Linked DNA regions of Mus musculus: region 2 is linked to region 1. The links are chromatin loops, found by intact Hi-C in ENCODE. Cell type or tissue: heart. All regions are shown on one strand.

The links. Peaks named below come from ENCODE experiments on the same cell type or tissue, not always from the same donor. Only the 100,000 strongest peaks of a DNase experiment are listed, where the experiment ranks them.
Region 2: it touches region 1 in a loop (2.7-fold over the local background); 3 of 42 quality-filtered maps call a loop at or near these places.

Annotation. Positions count from the first base shown.
Region 1 is chr10:59,970,400-59,978,399 of GRCm38, reverse strand. No RefSeq gene overlaps it. Among named protein-coding and RNA genes, the nearest start is that of Ddit4, 23 kb to the right of the region's middle. In heart, no CTCF peak of the experiment used is centred here; DNase peaks (open chromatin) are centred at 3,399, 3,989, 5,669, 7,809 and 4 weaker places; H3K4me3 peaks cover 608 bases; H3K27ac peaks cover 4,047 bases; H3K27me3 peaks cover 364 bases.
Region 2 is chr10:59,908,488-59,916,487 of GRCm38, reverse strand. Gm40673 (a long non-coding RNA gene) reads right to left here and starts at 7,041. Exons shown (of 3, transcript XR_871747.2): 1 at 6,876-7,041; 2 at 1,335-1,437. In heart, a CTCF peak has its summit at 147; DNase peaks (open chromatin) are centred at 117, 997, 4,737 and 6,917; H3K4me3 peaks cover 2,242 bases; H3K27ac peaks cover 4,564 bases.

The DNA.
Region 1 (8,000 bases):
TGAGGGAAGGAGAGGACCTAAGTTTATAGTCTGCAATTATAAACTCCTGACAGCCACAGGAGTCCTCACTAAGCTACTAGGAACACCCAGGCTTTAATCCCAGAGGCCTGCAGTGCCAATTTACCCTGAAAAGCCAAGCCAGCCACCAGCACAGAAGAGGTTCTTACCCAAGGACAGTGAAGCCACTTCCCATTTTGAGTTTTTCTAAGTCTGCTGGCTCTGTGGCCAAAATAAGCTTCCATTAAAGAGTTCTGCCCTGGCAAGTGCCAGCTGGGTACTTTTAGATTTCAAAGGTGCTGAGGTGGGAAGGAAGAGCCTTCAATAACAAAGACAAGCCCCTGGGCTGGAAGCCATGTCTCTCATTTTAGCATAGAGGATGGGTAGGAACCAGTGGTACCCAAGCTCTGGGAACACTAGGGACACTCATCCTGGTTAACATAGAAAGGCGTGACTACATATGGAGCATCGTGCCAGGGACTTCCCACACATGTCATTTATTCCCTGAGAAAGAGGTAAAAGAAACGCCATGCGGTTGGGAGGAAACCACAAAGGCATGGCAGGGATGGCCGGGAAGAGTCATGGCCTGGGAACTTCAAGGGACATAGGGACAATGTTAGTTGGAGCTTCTCTAACAAAATGCCACAGGCTGACCTGCTTACACAGCAGAATTTTAACTCACCAAGTCCACAATTCGTGTATCAGTAAGGACCCTTCAGAAGGCAGAAGGGAAGGCTCTGGTCTAGAGTGACCCACACACACCTCCAGAGTCTCATGTGACCAAGCCTGACCTCAAATTCAATTTGTTATTGACAATGACCTTGTAATCCTCCTGCCACCAACCTCCTGAGCCTTGCCCAGCTTATGCAATGCTGGGGACCAAGCCCAGGACTTCATGCTTGCTGGGCAAGCACTCCTATCCTCCCCCCCCCCCCCCCCCCCCCCCCCCCCCGCCCGACAGTGAGTGAGTCCCTTTCTGGAGCACACCCTGTTTTGTGTGGACAAATGCATTAGGAACCTGTGGGGGGCTTTATTTGCATTTGACTACCTCTGTCAAGATCTAGCTCAGCCCCAAATTCCTGGGCTTAGGGCTCCGACACCTCCACAGGAGAATTTCAGAAAGACACACTTCAACACCTGTTAGGAGTGTCCAGCCCAGCTCTCTCTAAATCAAAACAACTATGACACTTCTCTGCGAGTGTGTGTGTGTGTGTGTGTGTGTGTGTGTGTGTGTGTGTGTAGCTTGCATGTGAAGGGCAGAAGACAACTTGGAGGATTTAGTTTTCTCCTTGCACCGTGTGTATGCAAGGGATTGAGCTCAAATTGTGAGACTTAGCAACAAGCACCCTTTCCTGCTGTGATATCTTGCCCTCAGCTGTCCTTAAATGAGGCCACGGAAGCTTTGGATGAGAAATTCATACACAATCACCCAGCAAGGTGGAAAACACTAAGAACCACCGACTTTTCTTGCTCAGGGCCTTGGCTGGACTTCTCCAGGAGCTGCTTGCCCGAGGCAGGCAGCTGCTATGCAGGACTCTGAGCCATCTTTGGAGTTCTGCTGGGCCAGCTTGCAAAAGATCATCACAGCTGCCTCCGTTAACTGTTTAGAGATCCCTGTAAAGAGATTCAACTAGGTTTTAGGATGCTGTTGTGGGAGCTGAGGTGGAGATCATCCTGGGACCCTCACTCAAGCACCCAGCCACTCCCCCCAGCCATTTGTTTGCAGTTCTGCCCTACTTGCAGGTGACCTCTGTGTTTCTCCGGAGGGGCTGGAGTACACAGGCTGGGGGGGGGGGGAGATTCTATACTGCTTAGGAAGGCCATCGAGCATGCTGTGTGCAGACCTTCTAGTGATGTGGCCTTAGGGTCACCCAGGATCATGCCTGTAACCCACCTTACCCATGCTCTGTAAGTGACCCTAATACACATTGATTCCCAGGGGGAACCTCAGTGGAATCCAACTGTGTTATTGAGACCTTATGAAGAGGGGGGAAGATTTAATAATACACTACACTTGGGGCGTGTGTGTGTGTGTGTGTGTGTGTGTGTGTGTCCTTCTCTCCCCCAGGAGAAAATTCTCACAACAGCATCCTAAAACCTAGTTGAATCTCTTTACAGGACTGGAGTGAGGACCCACAGAGATTCACATGCAGGCCATAAAGAAGCCAGAAAGGAGCTGGGCGTGGTGGCACATGCCTTTAATCCCAGCACTCCGGAGGCAGAGGCAGGCAGATTTCTGTGTTCGAGGCCAGCCTGGTCTACAGAGTGAGTTCCAGGACAGCCAGGGCTACACAGAGAAACCCTGTCTTGAAAAACAACAACAACAACAACAACAAAAAGAAGCCAGAAATGGGGTGAGGGGGGACTAGAGAGATGGCTCAGCACGGAAGGGCAGGTACGGTTCTTGCAGAGCAATGGGTTGTTTTGGTTCCCAGCACTCACAGGGTGGCTCACAACCATTTGTAGCTCCAGTTTTAGTGGATCCAATATCCTCTTCTGACTTCCACTAGCACCGTATACAAACAGACACTTGGATAAACACTCATCACTCATACACATTATATATGTGTGTGTGTGTATGTGTTATATACATATATATATATATATGTATATTATATATAGTATAATATATATATAAAATATACACACACATAGGTTTTGTTGTGGTTTTTTGTTTTTTGTTTTTTTCCAGACAGGGTTTCTCTGTGTAGCCCTAGCTGTCATGGAACTCACTCTGTAGACCAGGCTGGCCTCAAACTCAGAGATCTGCCTACCTCTGCCTCTTGAGTACTGGGATTAAAGCCACCCCCATCTGGCTTAAAATGTATGTTTAACAGAAGCCAAAAATGGGACTTGGATGATATGGCTTAGCTTGTAGAGTGTTTGACTGGCATGCACAAGACCCTGGGCTCAGCCCCAAGCATGTACTAATAACTGCAGCACTCAGGATGGAAAGATGGAAAGGTAGGAAGGTCAAGTTTTCAAGGTCACCTTCAGCTATGTAACAAGTTCAAGGCCAGCCTCACAAAATGAAGAAGTAACAAGTGCAACCTGTCACAGCTCTGTTCCTGTCCTGTGGCGTACACACACACACACACACACACACACACACACACACACGCATGCACACGCACACACACGCGCACACACACCGGCACAGTTAGCAAGCACTTCTTTGGAGCTTGCTGGGCTCTCTTGTGTTCATCCTTGGGTCCAGAAGGCCAGTGCGTAGCCATATGTTTGAAGAAGTCACTAAGAAAACACCAGAATAAGTGGCAGAGGTTTCAGAGCTGTGCTTCTGTGACCCAACAAACTCACATAGCCAGCTGTTATGGCTCATGGCTGTCAGAACAGTGCTGGGGGAGACAGCGACACATCATTATCACCATGGGTTATAGCAGCTCGTCCAGGCCCCTAGAGACACTGCCTCAAAGAAGTGAACAGACACAGAGGCAAACAGTAAGACTGAACATAGCATCTGGGGGGTGAGGGACACCAGACCACAAACCAAGATAGCAGGCTGCAGGAAAGGAAGTTCACCTTGTCCTTCCCTGTCCCAGGCCTGCTGGTTTTGCAGACATTTGCTGTTCTTTTGGTGTTTTGTTTTTTCTTAATTCAGTAAAAATAGCACTATGGGACAACATATCATAGCATTTGTGGAAATAAAAACTAGGAACCACATCACAGGGTGTTCTGATGCAAACGTGGCCCCAGCTCCCCAGGGTGACCTATGCTGCAAAGGTGGCTGTCCTCACTGGTCTCAGGTGGGGCCTGGCCTTGGGGAGGAAGGGAGGAGGAGGCACAGAGCCATCAGCTGTTTCCCCTCACCAAAGCTAGAAGCGCGGCTTTGTCTGAGCCTGCCTCCTGCACTATAAAAAGTTTCCGCCACAAAGGTCCATTCAGGAAACCAAGGTTAGAGACCCTGGGCTTCCTGACTTGATTGCTCTCCTGGGGCCTGGGACCAGCTCAGAAGGGTGGGGTGTGTGGGCTTTGCAGGTTACAGGATGTGAAAGTGAGGACCGAGGTTAAGGGAGAGAATAAAAGGCCAAGAGTAGAACACACCCAGCAGAGGCCATGTGCGGTTCTCTTCTTCAGGGTTTCCTGTGGGTGAGCTGAGAACATTGTGTTCTGGCTCTGAACTTACCCTGCGGGGGCTGCTCCCCTCTCAGCCTCTGGGTCCTAGTGCCTGACCTCACAGGCCTTGGCTTCCCTACAGTGTTGTCTCTCCTACCTCTGGCTGCTATAGTGTGGTCCCCAGCCACCTCCATAGATTCTCCCAGGGTTCTTGGTGTCGCACATAACAAAACATCCTTGAAGTTCAGGAAATAACTAGCCAGCATCTCTATGTTTTCCTGTCTTCTGGATGCTGGGAGCTAATGTTAAACCATCATGGTAATGAACCTTTGACCGCCAAGTTCTCCAGAGATACTTGGGAATACAAGCCTTCTGAGTGGGGTGGTGTTTGTTTATTTGTGTATTTGATTTTTCTGCCACGGCAGTGCTTACAGATAGAATGCAAGGCCTTACCCGGCCTGCCAGTAGGTGCTTTCTTTCTCTCTCTCTTTTTTTTATTGCATCTAGTTAGTGTGTGTTTATGTGCACACCATTGGTGTGCATGGAGAGGACAGAGGACCACTGTGGGAGTCTCTTTTCTCTTTCCCACCATGGATTCCAGGGCTCCAGGGATGACTGTAGTCATCAGGTGTCCTCTGACAGTCTCCTTACTCCCGAGATGGAGTCTCTCTGTGTTGTGGGTGTGTCCCACTCCCCAATTCTAGGCTGCAGGTCAGCCTGCCCAGGGATGCCATTGCTTCTGGTCCACCTTACCAGCACTGCGGTGCACAGGACCACGCTTCACTTTCTTCCTGGATGCCAGGGATCTGAGCTCAGCAAGCGCCCTTCCCCACTGAGCCCATCTCCAGGCCCTAGTTAGTTGTAGCACTTTGTTTGTTTAGAGATTTTTTTTTAATTGCATGAATGTTTGACTTGTGTGTGTGTTTATTGATTTTTTTTTTTTTGACACCCAATTTCTCGTGCCCCTTGCTGACTCCAAATGGAGCATGAAGCTGAGGGGGACCTTGAACTTCTGATCCTCCCGCCTGCATTTTCCAAGTGCTGGGGGCACAGGTGTGTGCCAGCACGACTGCTCTGTGTGCTACTGGGGATTGAACTCAAGGCCTCCTGCATAGAAGGCAAAGTCTGCCAACTGAGCCCAACGCCCTACCCAGGCCCTTAAGGGCCTTACCACGCCACTACTTTACGAAGCATGCTTCCAGGACACAGACTTTAACCATAGCCAAGTCACAGCAGAGGCTCTGGGTTCAGAGAGGATTTTTGACCCTTCTCTTGGACCTGGAGAGATGGCTCAGCAGTTAAGAGCACTGGTTGCTCTTCCAGAGGATCTGGATTCAATTCCCAGCACCCACATGGCGGCTCACAACTCTGTAGCTCCAGAGCCGGGGGACCTGACACCCTCACACAGACATACACACAAGCAAAACACCAATGCTATTAAAAATAAATCATTAAAAAAAAAAAAAAAACAGTTGCATCCCTCCCTTTCAAGTCACTGCATCCTGTCTGGTCACAGTGTCTGCCTTCTGTGTGCAGTCCTTTAACATCCCTGACTGGAAGCCCTTTGCTCCAGGCAAAGGGCCAGCCAAGGACTGATTGTACACTGAACACCTGCTCTGCACCAAGCTGGAACAATGGCCAGGCAACTGCCAAAGTCAAGTACACAACAAAGGAAAGCGCCCTTGGACTCTGCCCCTCTGAGACATCACGGTCTGCTGGAAATGCAGACAGGCAATCAAGAACAATAATCCCCCTGGGTTCCTGAGTTTCCTAAGGCAATGGCTCTCAGCCTGTGGGTCCTGATCTTTTGGTGAGGGGTCAAATAACCTTTTTACATGGACCATATATCAGATACCCTGCATATCGGGTATTTACATTATGATTCATAACAGCAAAGTTACAGTCACGAAGTAGCAACAAAAAATCATTTTGTGGTTAGGGGGGGTCACCACAACATGATGAACCGTATTAAAGGGTCACAGATTAGGAAGGTGGAGGACCACTGTCCCAAGGGAGCCCAGAGGGCTGGGTGTATACACAGACTTAACACTGGAGACCCAAGAGCATCTCCTTGAGGAAGAGGTCTGTAAGCTAAAGTCCAAAGAGGCAGTAAGAGGTAAAGAGGGATGGACCGAGAATGGCTGAAGGGTCCAGGGGTGCAGTTGGGTAGGAGGGATGGAGCCGATGTTCTGAGACAAGTAGGACAGCTATGGACGGCATAACCTAATTGCATGTTTCAGAATAACTAGTGGACAGTCGGGCGTGGTGGCTCATGTCTGTAACCCTAGCTCTATACCTGGGAGGGGCCGAGGACAGAGGACCTCAGGTTCAAGGTAGGCCTGGTTATATAGTGAAGCACTGTCTCAAAGAACAACAGTCCCATAGAGTGCTAGCCCAGCATGCATGAGCCCCCAGCACTTCAGTAAGTGGGCATGGTGACACACCTGCAATGCTAGAATGCAGGAAACGAAGGCAGAGGGGTCAGGAGTTCGAAATCATCCTCAGCTACTTAGCATGTCCTAGACTAGTCTGGGATATGTAAGACCCTGCCTGTCTGTCTGTCTGTCTGGTTTTTTGAGACAAGGTCTCTCTACACAGCCTTGGCTGTCCTGGGACTCACTATGTAGACCAGGCTGGCTCTGAACCCATCTGCCTCCACCTCCTAACTGCTGGGATTACTGGCCCTCTATCTTTATTTAAAAACAACAAACAAACAAAAAAATCTAGTAGATTAAAAAAATAATAAATAAAAAAAATCTAGTAGAAAGTTTACTAACTGTTCTTAACACACTTGCACACACACAATTATGAATTCTTAGAAAATTCATAATTGTTCCTGCCTCCAATTCTATGAAGTTCTGGAGAGACGATTCTGTGGCTAAAAGCACTTGCTCTCATAGAGTACCAGGTTTGATTCCCAGCATCCACGTGGTGGCTCGAAACCATCTGGAACTCCAGTTCCATGGGCTCTGGTGTGCACTCGTACGTGCAGGCAAAATATTCATACATAAAATAAACCTTCAACAAGAAGGACGGAAAGAAAGAAGGGTACGGTGCCAAGCACACACAGGGTAAATGCTTGCTGAACGAACAGTTGCTTCACGTCTCTAACACTGCTGCCCAAGTAATTCTCAGCTACCCATGGTGCCTCCTCCCGTTAGGGGTGGGAATGAAACCTAGACCTTGATGAGTGAATGGGGAAGGGAGGGGAGGGGAGGGGAGGGGAGAGATAAGGGCAGGATGGTGCACACCTGTGGTCTCAGCACTTGGGAGGTGGATGACTGAGAATCAGGAATTGTAGGTCATCCCTAGCTACATAGAGAATCTGAGGCCAGCCTAGACTACATGAGACCCTTTCTCCAAAAGGATGAAAGCAGAGGGAGGTGGGGCGCAGGGCTAAGATTTCCCCAGTGAAAACTAACACATGCTCCCACAAGGCACTTTCTGTCTCAAAAACAGCCCAACAGGGGTCTTGTCCTGCAGGACCAGACCACTAGCACCCACCATGGCTGGAAACGGCCCTCCCAACTTTCTGCTTGCCCCGAGTCAGGCAGCTGTGCTGAGGGCAAAAGTTCCCAGGTGGGCACACCCTCCCGTGCTTTTTGCACTTTCCTGTGGCTTTCCAGGCTGGCCCACAGAAGCCTGATTCATACACAACTGCACTGAAACATAGAATTAATTCGGCTGTAGCCTGGATGAACTTGGCCACTGCGGTGGCCACACCAGTCCTCACAGCACTGCTTCCATGGGGGAAAAAAAAAGTGTCTTGAGCTCCAAGAAGCCAAATTGTAACAGGATGAAGGCACACCCAGGCTCAGGCACTCATGGTCCCCAGACAAGGCTTTTTTTTTTTTTTCCTTTGTAAGAACACCCTGGGTAGCCTCTTCAGAAGGTTCTGGTGCACACTAGACACCTGTGAGCATGCCTCA
Region 2 (8,000 bases), 62 kb after region 1:
CAGCCAGTGACCCAGACTGCTTTCCGCCCCCAGCCCCGGGCTTGCTCCAGCTCGCCAGCAAGTTTCAGCCAGTGTGTTTCTGGTTGGGATGGAAGCCAGGGGTCAGATAAAGTCCCAACGTATTTTGCAGCACTGTTGACATTTTGCCCAGTGCCTCTGCTGGTGACAGCTGCCAGGAGCATGTGTTGGGAAAGACTGTCTAGAAGTGGATTTAGTTGGGTTAGAGGGAGCCAGAGAAGTCAGTAGTACCATGAACCCCATTAGGCTACTACCCCAGAATTTCTAGGGTCAAGGTCCAGTCTTATTCTTGCCTTGTTTTCTTCAAGACAACTAACCTTAAGGTTCCATCAGAGTTGCAGGAAGAGGGTTTGTTAGTTATCTCAGCCACGGGGGTAGTAGCCAGAACATACAGATGACAAGACACCGTGTGTCAGAGGACTCTAATCTCTCCCTATGTACTGTCTCATTTAGGCACAGAGGGATAGGGTCACATGAAATCACCGACAACTCAACTAGGTGACTTCAGAACAGAGAGTCACCCATGACTTCCCAGATGGGCTAAACAGGTTCTGAGATGGGCTGGAGAGAGACCAGGGTGAGGTGAGAAGGTGCTTGCAGTAGGTCACGCAATAAGAATGAACAATGAAGCTTGCTGCTCTGTGCGCTAACTTTGATCCCTGTCTGTTTTGAAACAGAGTGTCAAGTCGCCCTAGCTGGCTTTTGAGCTCACTGTGTAGCCAAGGATGCCCTTGAACTTCTGATTCCTCTACATCCACCTCCCAAGTGTTAGGATAAGGGCATACCTCACCACGCCCAGTTCATTCAGTGCTAGGGACCAAACCCAGGGCCAAGCACTCTACCAACCAACCCTCAACGTTAACTAAACGGCAGCAGGCCAAAGGTTTGCACATCCTTGCCTCTGGACCAGCAGCAAGCATTGCACCCAAGGGGACAGAAGCCCAGACAGATGACCCCAAGCCTTGGCAGCCTTTCTTTCCTGGCCCAGTTGGTCTAAGCCAGTTGTTCCAGGTCTTGTGGGAGCTATGTGAGACAGACAGTGGGTTAATGTGCAAGCTGGAGACACCTGCTATGTTGTATATGTCCTACAGCCCAGCCTGTGTCCACAGCCCTGGTGTGAGCCAGCTGGACCCACCCTTGTCCTAGGCCACGTTCAGCCACCCAGGAGCTCGGGTGATAGCCCACAGGTGAAAATGGCTGTTGGGTGTCAGCCTGCCACTTCATTGTTAGCTGTGTGTTCTCATCCACACTGGGTAGCTACTGTGGCACCATAGTTACTATGCTCAGAAGCAGCTCCTGAGCCAGAGGACACTCACCAGGGGACAGTCCTTAAGTGGGGTTTCCTGCGCACAACAGGTTGGGACAACATCTCCACTGTCCTCTTGGAGCAACCAGGCTTGCTCTTTGTTGCTTAAAAACCTTCCCAGAAAGAGACAGGCAACAACATTTACTCCTCAGATCCCAAGACAAACCAAGACACAAATCCACTAAAGTTCACTTTGGAAGACCCCGTGAGTTTATTTGGCTTCTTTATCTAGACTCGTTGAGAGTTCCTTACAGAGGTGTGTGTGCTCCTCCCATAAGGCCACACCTAGAAAGCCTTACCATATGACCTGAGGAATTCCTATCCCCATGCCATCCCAAGGCCTCTTCTAACCACTCTGCAGGGTAAACAGAATGAAGACAGAGTTGCAACAAACAGGTGACTGAGCCAGGCGGTGATGGCACACGCCTTTAATCCCAGCACTCAAGAGGCAGAGGCAGGCAGATTTCTGAGTTTGAGGCCAGCCTGGTCTACAAAGTGAGTTCCAGGACAGCCAGGGCTATACAGAGAAACCCTGTCTCAAACAAAACAAAACAAAAACAAGGCTGGCAAGATAGGTCAGTGGTTAAGAGTGCTGACTGCTCTTCTGAAGGTTCTGAGTTCAAATCCCAGCAACCACATGGTGGCTCACAACCATCTGTAATGAAATCTGTTGCCCTCTTCTGGTGCGTCTGAAGACAACTACAGTGTACTTACATATAATAAATGAATAAATATTTAAAAAAAAAGAAAATAGAAAAAAACAAAAACAAAACAAAACCCCCCAAAACAGGTGACTAAAGCATGTATACTCAAGTGAGGGTCCACTGGTCCTCTCTATTCCTCTCTGTTGAGTGTGCAGACCTTTGACAAGCCCCACTGGGATAATCTTTTGCAAAGGGGTATGGCGGAATGCCCCAAGACGGTGGTTGCTTGGCTTGGAGGACAGTCACTCATGACCCTGTCCTGTCTGTATTCCCTTCTCTTAGCTGTAGTCCAGGCTGGTCTTGGACTCACGATGATTTTCCAGCCTTGCCTCTGGGATGCTGAGATTATAGCCATGCCCTGCTATACCAGGCTTTCTTCTTTTGGTACCAGGGTTTACACCTAGAGTCTGGGGCATGGTAGGTAAATGTTCTACCAGAGTGGAGTGGTTAGGTTAATGTGTACTGTCTTATTTTAAATCGTATTTCTTTAAAATCTACTTTTATTATTTATTGTATTTCACAATAAGGCAGACGTTCTAACCCCTGAGCTATAGCTCTTGAGTTTTTTGATAGCAAGCCCTTTGACTTATGTTTAAGATACATGCAAGCTAGGCATGGTGGTGCATACGAAACACTTGAGAGGCTGAGACAAGAGAAACAGGAGGAGTTCTGCTATGTAGCTAGCTAGCTCTGACTATGTAATATATTCTAGGACAACCTGGGCTACATAAGACCTTATCAGGAAAAAAAAAAAAGCCAAAATTTGGGAGTGTTCAGTTGGTAAAATGTGCATAAAGATCAGAGCTGGATGGAAGAAGTCAGAAAAAGCCAGGTGCTTTGTCTGTAACCCGCTGGGGAGGTAGGGACAGCAGGATCCGGAACTCAGCCTAATTGCTGAGCCTCAGGTCCTAGGGAGAGACCTCTCCCCTAGAAAGGAAGAAGGTGAGGAGTAAATGAGGAGGACTCTGTCAACTTCTGGCTGTGACACACACAGACACACAGACAGACAGACACACACACACACGCATAGACACATAGATACACACATACAGACACACACGCATAGACACACAGATACATAGACACACACACATAGACACAACTTATACAAGATACACACAGACACACATACACAAACACACACACATACACATAGACACAGATACACACACAAACACACACAGACACACACACATATACATAGACACACACACACAAACACACAGCCACACCACAGACACACCTCACCCAGACACACATACATACATACACAAACGCATACACACAAACACACACAACGCATGTGCTTCTCCCCATTTGTACACATGGACACACATACATATGCACAAACAAATACAAGCAAAGAAAGTGAGTTTTTTTGTTTTTGCTTTTAGAGGTACATTCAATACCCCTTGATTGATTGCTTGGCTGCTTGCTTGCAGTGCATGCCAGGCACGTAGAGTTGTATCCCAGTCCCCTTAACGTCATAAATGACAGTCTATGCTGGTGGCCAGCTGGGATTGATTTGCATCAGTCAGTCACATATCCCTTCTTTCCAAGGTGTTAACTGAACTCTTACTGTATCCCAGGCACCTGGGGAGAGGGACGGAAAACACACCGTGTCTCCTTTACAGACTTTCCTGTGCAGAGAGGGGGGGCTCTGGAGGAAAAGATCGGGAAGCAGGAACCAGGACCCCTGAACGAAAGCAGTTTTGTGAAAAGTCTTTGTCTGCAATGGTGACATTAAAAAGGCCATCTCTTTGTTTGTTTGTTTTCAAGACAGGGTTTCTCTGTATAGCCCTTGGCTGTCCTGGAACTCACTTTGTAGACCAGGCTGGCCTTGAATTTAGAAATCCTCCCAAGTGCTGGGATTAAAGGTGTGCGCCACCACCGCCTGGCTAAAAAGGCCATCTCTACGAGGAGCCAATTGATTGAGGTACAGAAAAACTTTCTGTGCAAAGGGAATAGCGTTCGAGAAGGTGTAGGAAGTCTCAGACTTATTCAGGAGTGTAGGTGATGGAGAGGCTGGGTCGGGTGGTGAATACCCAAGGCTTTGAACTGGATGCTATAGGTGACCACGACATATTCCTGTGACATGGTTTTAAATCATAGCCCCAGGCTGAGGGCATAGATTATAAAGCCTAGCCTATATGAAGTCCTGGATTCCGTTCCCAGCATTGGAGGTGGGGTGGGGTGTCCAAGTGGAACCCAAAGCCTGCTCTGTGCCTTGAGTTGCCCTATGGTAAATTTACAGAATTGCCACCCAGAGGTCAAGAGATTTGCCCAAGTGAAGCAGCAAACCCGCAGCAAAGGTAGGGTCCCAAATCAAATGTCAGCGGTAGAACCCTAAACCTAAGCCACCTGCTCCCATCTGGAGAAGTCTGTGGACACCCGTTCTAACAAGAATTTGTGAAGCGTCTCTGCTCTCTCCCCCTCCCTCCATGCCTGGCCCTGGGAGGTAGCAAGACCTAGCAGGAGGGTGCAGGCATTCGTGGGGTGCCCCATGCAGCTTAGAAATCCCCGCAGGAGTCACGTCCCCTTGCCACCCCCTCTCACCACCACCCCACCCCCCAAGTTGCTGAAGAACACAAAGGGCGATTGTTTCCTGCCGGGCCACCGGCTAACTCCATTTCCCTCGTTTGTCTGCTAGGCAGCAGGAGCAAAGGGCAGCAGCCCTCAGAGGCGTCTGGGAGAAGGCGCTGGCTGCCTGGTTAATGGGCCGCCTGGGACTCAGGCTGAGGAGGCTGGGGGGATCCAGGTCCCGGGACGACCTCGGCGGCCACGCCCCACGCTGTGTGCAACGTGAGGAAGATCTAGGAGCTGATGGGGCAATCCCAGGCAAACGTGCTGACCGGCCTGTCTGCGGGTTCTTGGGCGGGAGGTGGGGTGGGGGTGAAGACAGGAGTTGGTGCAGAGATGGGGGGAGGTGCAGCGGTTGTCCCTCTCCAACCCTGGGTTTCCAGGGTCAGCTGGGGGAATACCCAGGACCTTAAGCATATGGGGTGGGGTTGGGGGTTCTTACTCACACATGCCTGAAGACCCCTCCCCCTCTTTGCAGTTCTGCTCTTCTGATTTTATTCCCCAGGCAACAGTTGTTCTGTTCCGCTCCTATCCCTCCACCCCCGCAAGCACTGACAGACACATGGGGACTGGGTGCCAACCCTCAGACACACCTGGGCAGCCACACGTGGGCGTGCACGCGCTGGGGCACTTGTTTGGAGAGAAGTTCTAAGCCCTTTCTTGCCTTCCCTGGTGTATCAGGCCTGTTGGAACAAGGTCTAGGCTGTGTGTGCTTACATAAGTTGGTTAACCTCTCTGAGCCTCAGATAACTGAATCTGCTCAGTAAGGCTGACAGAAGTAGTATTGGATTGTTGTAGAAATTTAAATAATTGCTCAGCAACTAAGAGCACTGGATCTTCCAGAGGACCACAGTTCAATTTCCCCAGCACACCATACAATTACTCACTAGGGTCCGTAATTCTAGGTCCAGAGGATCTGACACCCTCTCTGGCCTCTGCAGACACCAGGCATGTACGCTGTGCATAAACATCCATGCAGACAAAACATACACACACATAAATAAATCGAAATTTAAACAAGAGTAGCTAAAACGTTAAGCCCCATTAGTCACTAAGACTCACCCAATCCATGAAGGGATAGCATCCATGAACTGTAAGGATGCCTCCTGCGGCCCATTTTGTTCCCCTTTGGATTCATACTTATGTTTTCTGAACCAAAATAAGGTCACACCCACTCCTAGGTAAGGTTGAGGGAGAACTGTTTTATGGTAGATGAGAGGAATAGCATACCACAGCCAGGGGCACCTGGAAGGATACAGACTGAACGGGGCCATGAGGGGTCGAGAGAGGAGGCTGGGAGGGAGAGAGAGGAGAAACAGGAAGCAGACCAAGAGAGGAGTGGAGGACAAAGAGGCCAAGAGAGGACCAAAAGAGTGACTGGCCCAAGTCTTTTATATGGGAACGGGAAGCTGCGGGGAAGGGAAGCCAAGCTCGGACTCTGCGCTGGAGGGGTTTCGGGTAGGGGGCGGGGTGAGAAGTGTGGGAGGAGCCACAGGTACCAAGTGACACTTGTCCCGAGTTTCTTTGGGATCTCACATTTTCTGCATTAGAAATGATATCTGTAGATCCAGAGTTTGAAGCTAACTGCCTGCCTGCCTCCATTTCTCTCTCTCTCTCTCTCTCTCTCTCTCTCTCTCTCTCTCCCCCCCCCCCTCTCTCTCTCTCTCCCCCTCTCTCTCTCTCTCAGATTTATTTATTAAGTATACTGTTGCTGTCTTCAGACGCATCAGAAGAGGGCGTCAGATCTCATTATGGATGGTTGTGAGCCGCCATGTGATTGCTGGGATTTGAACTCAGGACCTTCGGAAGAGCAGTCAGTGCTCTTAACCGCTAAGCCATCCCCCAGCCCCGCCTGGCTGCCTCCCTCCCTCCCTCCCTTCCTCCCTCCCTCCCTTCCTCCCCCCTCCCCCTCCCTCCCTCCCTCCCTCCCTCCCTCCCTCCCTCCCTCCCTCCCTCCCTTCCTTCCTTTCTTCCTTCCTTTCCCACAGATATTTGGGAGGCAGAGACTTGAAGACTGTTCACTGAAGACTCACTGAAGACTGGCAGCCTGGGATCAGCCTCCAGCACTTGTGGCTGTACCTGTGACCTGCCCGCCTGGGCAGCTGCCAGCTCTGACCCCTGACTCATTGTTGGAAACCTCTTCCTGCCCGGCTCTGCATCCATGCAACAGGGACCGGAAACCTGCTCTCCCCTGTCTCCTGGGACTGTTGGGGGATGAGTCAAATAACGGGCGGGGAAAGCTAGAGAAGTTGAAAGAGGTTCCTTACCAAAGCCGACTGATGCAAGGTTTGGGTTTTTCCATAGAACCTAGTGCGTGCAAACAGGGATGGTTCCCAGCAGATGCCAGAATCCTATTCCCAACAGACTTCCTGCGGCAAGGACTATGATGCGGCTCGGTCCAGGCTGCTAACCCCTAGCTCTGTGACTGGAAATATGCCCAGGACCGCTTAGTTCTGCCGGTCTCCGATCTGTTGGGATGGGGCGTGGCTTCCCAGGCTGGGATGTAGTCTGAAGGAAAGGAGTAGTGGGTCTCTATGCTTCCTAGCGGGGGGTGGGTGGGGGGTGTGGGGGGTGTGTGTGGGGGTGTTCCTGAGGACTTGGGACTGCGAAGGAGGGAGGCGGGATAGGACAGAAAGAAGGCAGCCTCTTAATCAGAGGGGCCATTTCCACAGTCCTCAGGCATTGACAAATGCAGAGTCAGAGATTAGTGTCTCCCAGACGACCTTGGACATGACTGACCCTCTTCCTGGACCCTGTAATGCACAGGGAGCTGTCTCTCAGATGGGATCCAAGTCTGAATCCTGTTACCAGTTTATGTGTCAGGCCTCTCCGTGTAGGGTGGAATAGCCACACCTATTCAGAAGGCAGAAGTGTGTGTGTGTGTGTGTGTGTGTGTGTGTGTGTGTGTGTGTGTGTGTGTGTCAGGGGTGGTGCACCTGAAATCCCAGTGCTCAGGAAAGCTGAGGCAGGAAGATCATGAGTTCAAGGCCAGCCCGAGCTACACAGCTGTTGCTATGTCACCCATACAGCACCCCTTACTCTGTCCCCATCACAGGGGAGCCCAGGCAGGCTCTTGTCAAAGGTCCCGGAGGTGGCGATAAGCCCTGACAGCTTCAGGACTGTGTATCTTCTACCGAGCTTTCCAGCTTCATCACAAGCTTTTCTGGGAAGAGATGCTCAACAGAGCATTTGAAGAGTCTTCTATGTATCCTGCATACTCTCTGACTCGCTGTGGATGGGTAAATGGAGGCAGGGAGAGAGACAGAACAATGTGTCTCAGGTCACACAGACAGGATTTGAACCCAGATCCACTGAGTGAATCAGATGATCTACCCCACAGGGTTTGGGACCCTTTCTTTCTCTCCTGAGAAAGATGCGCAAATGGTCTTAAG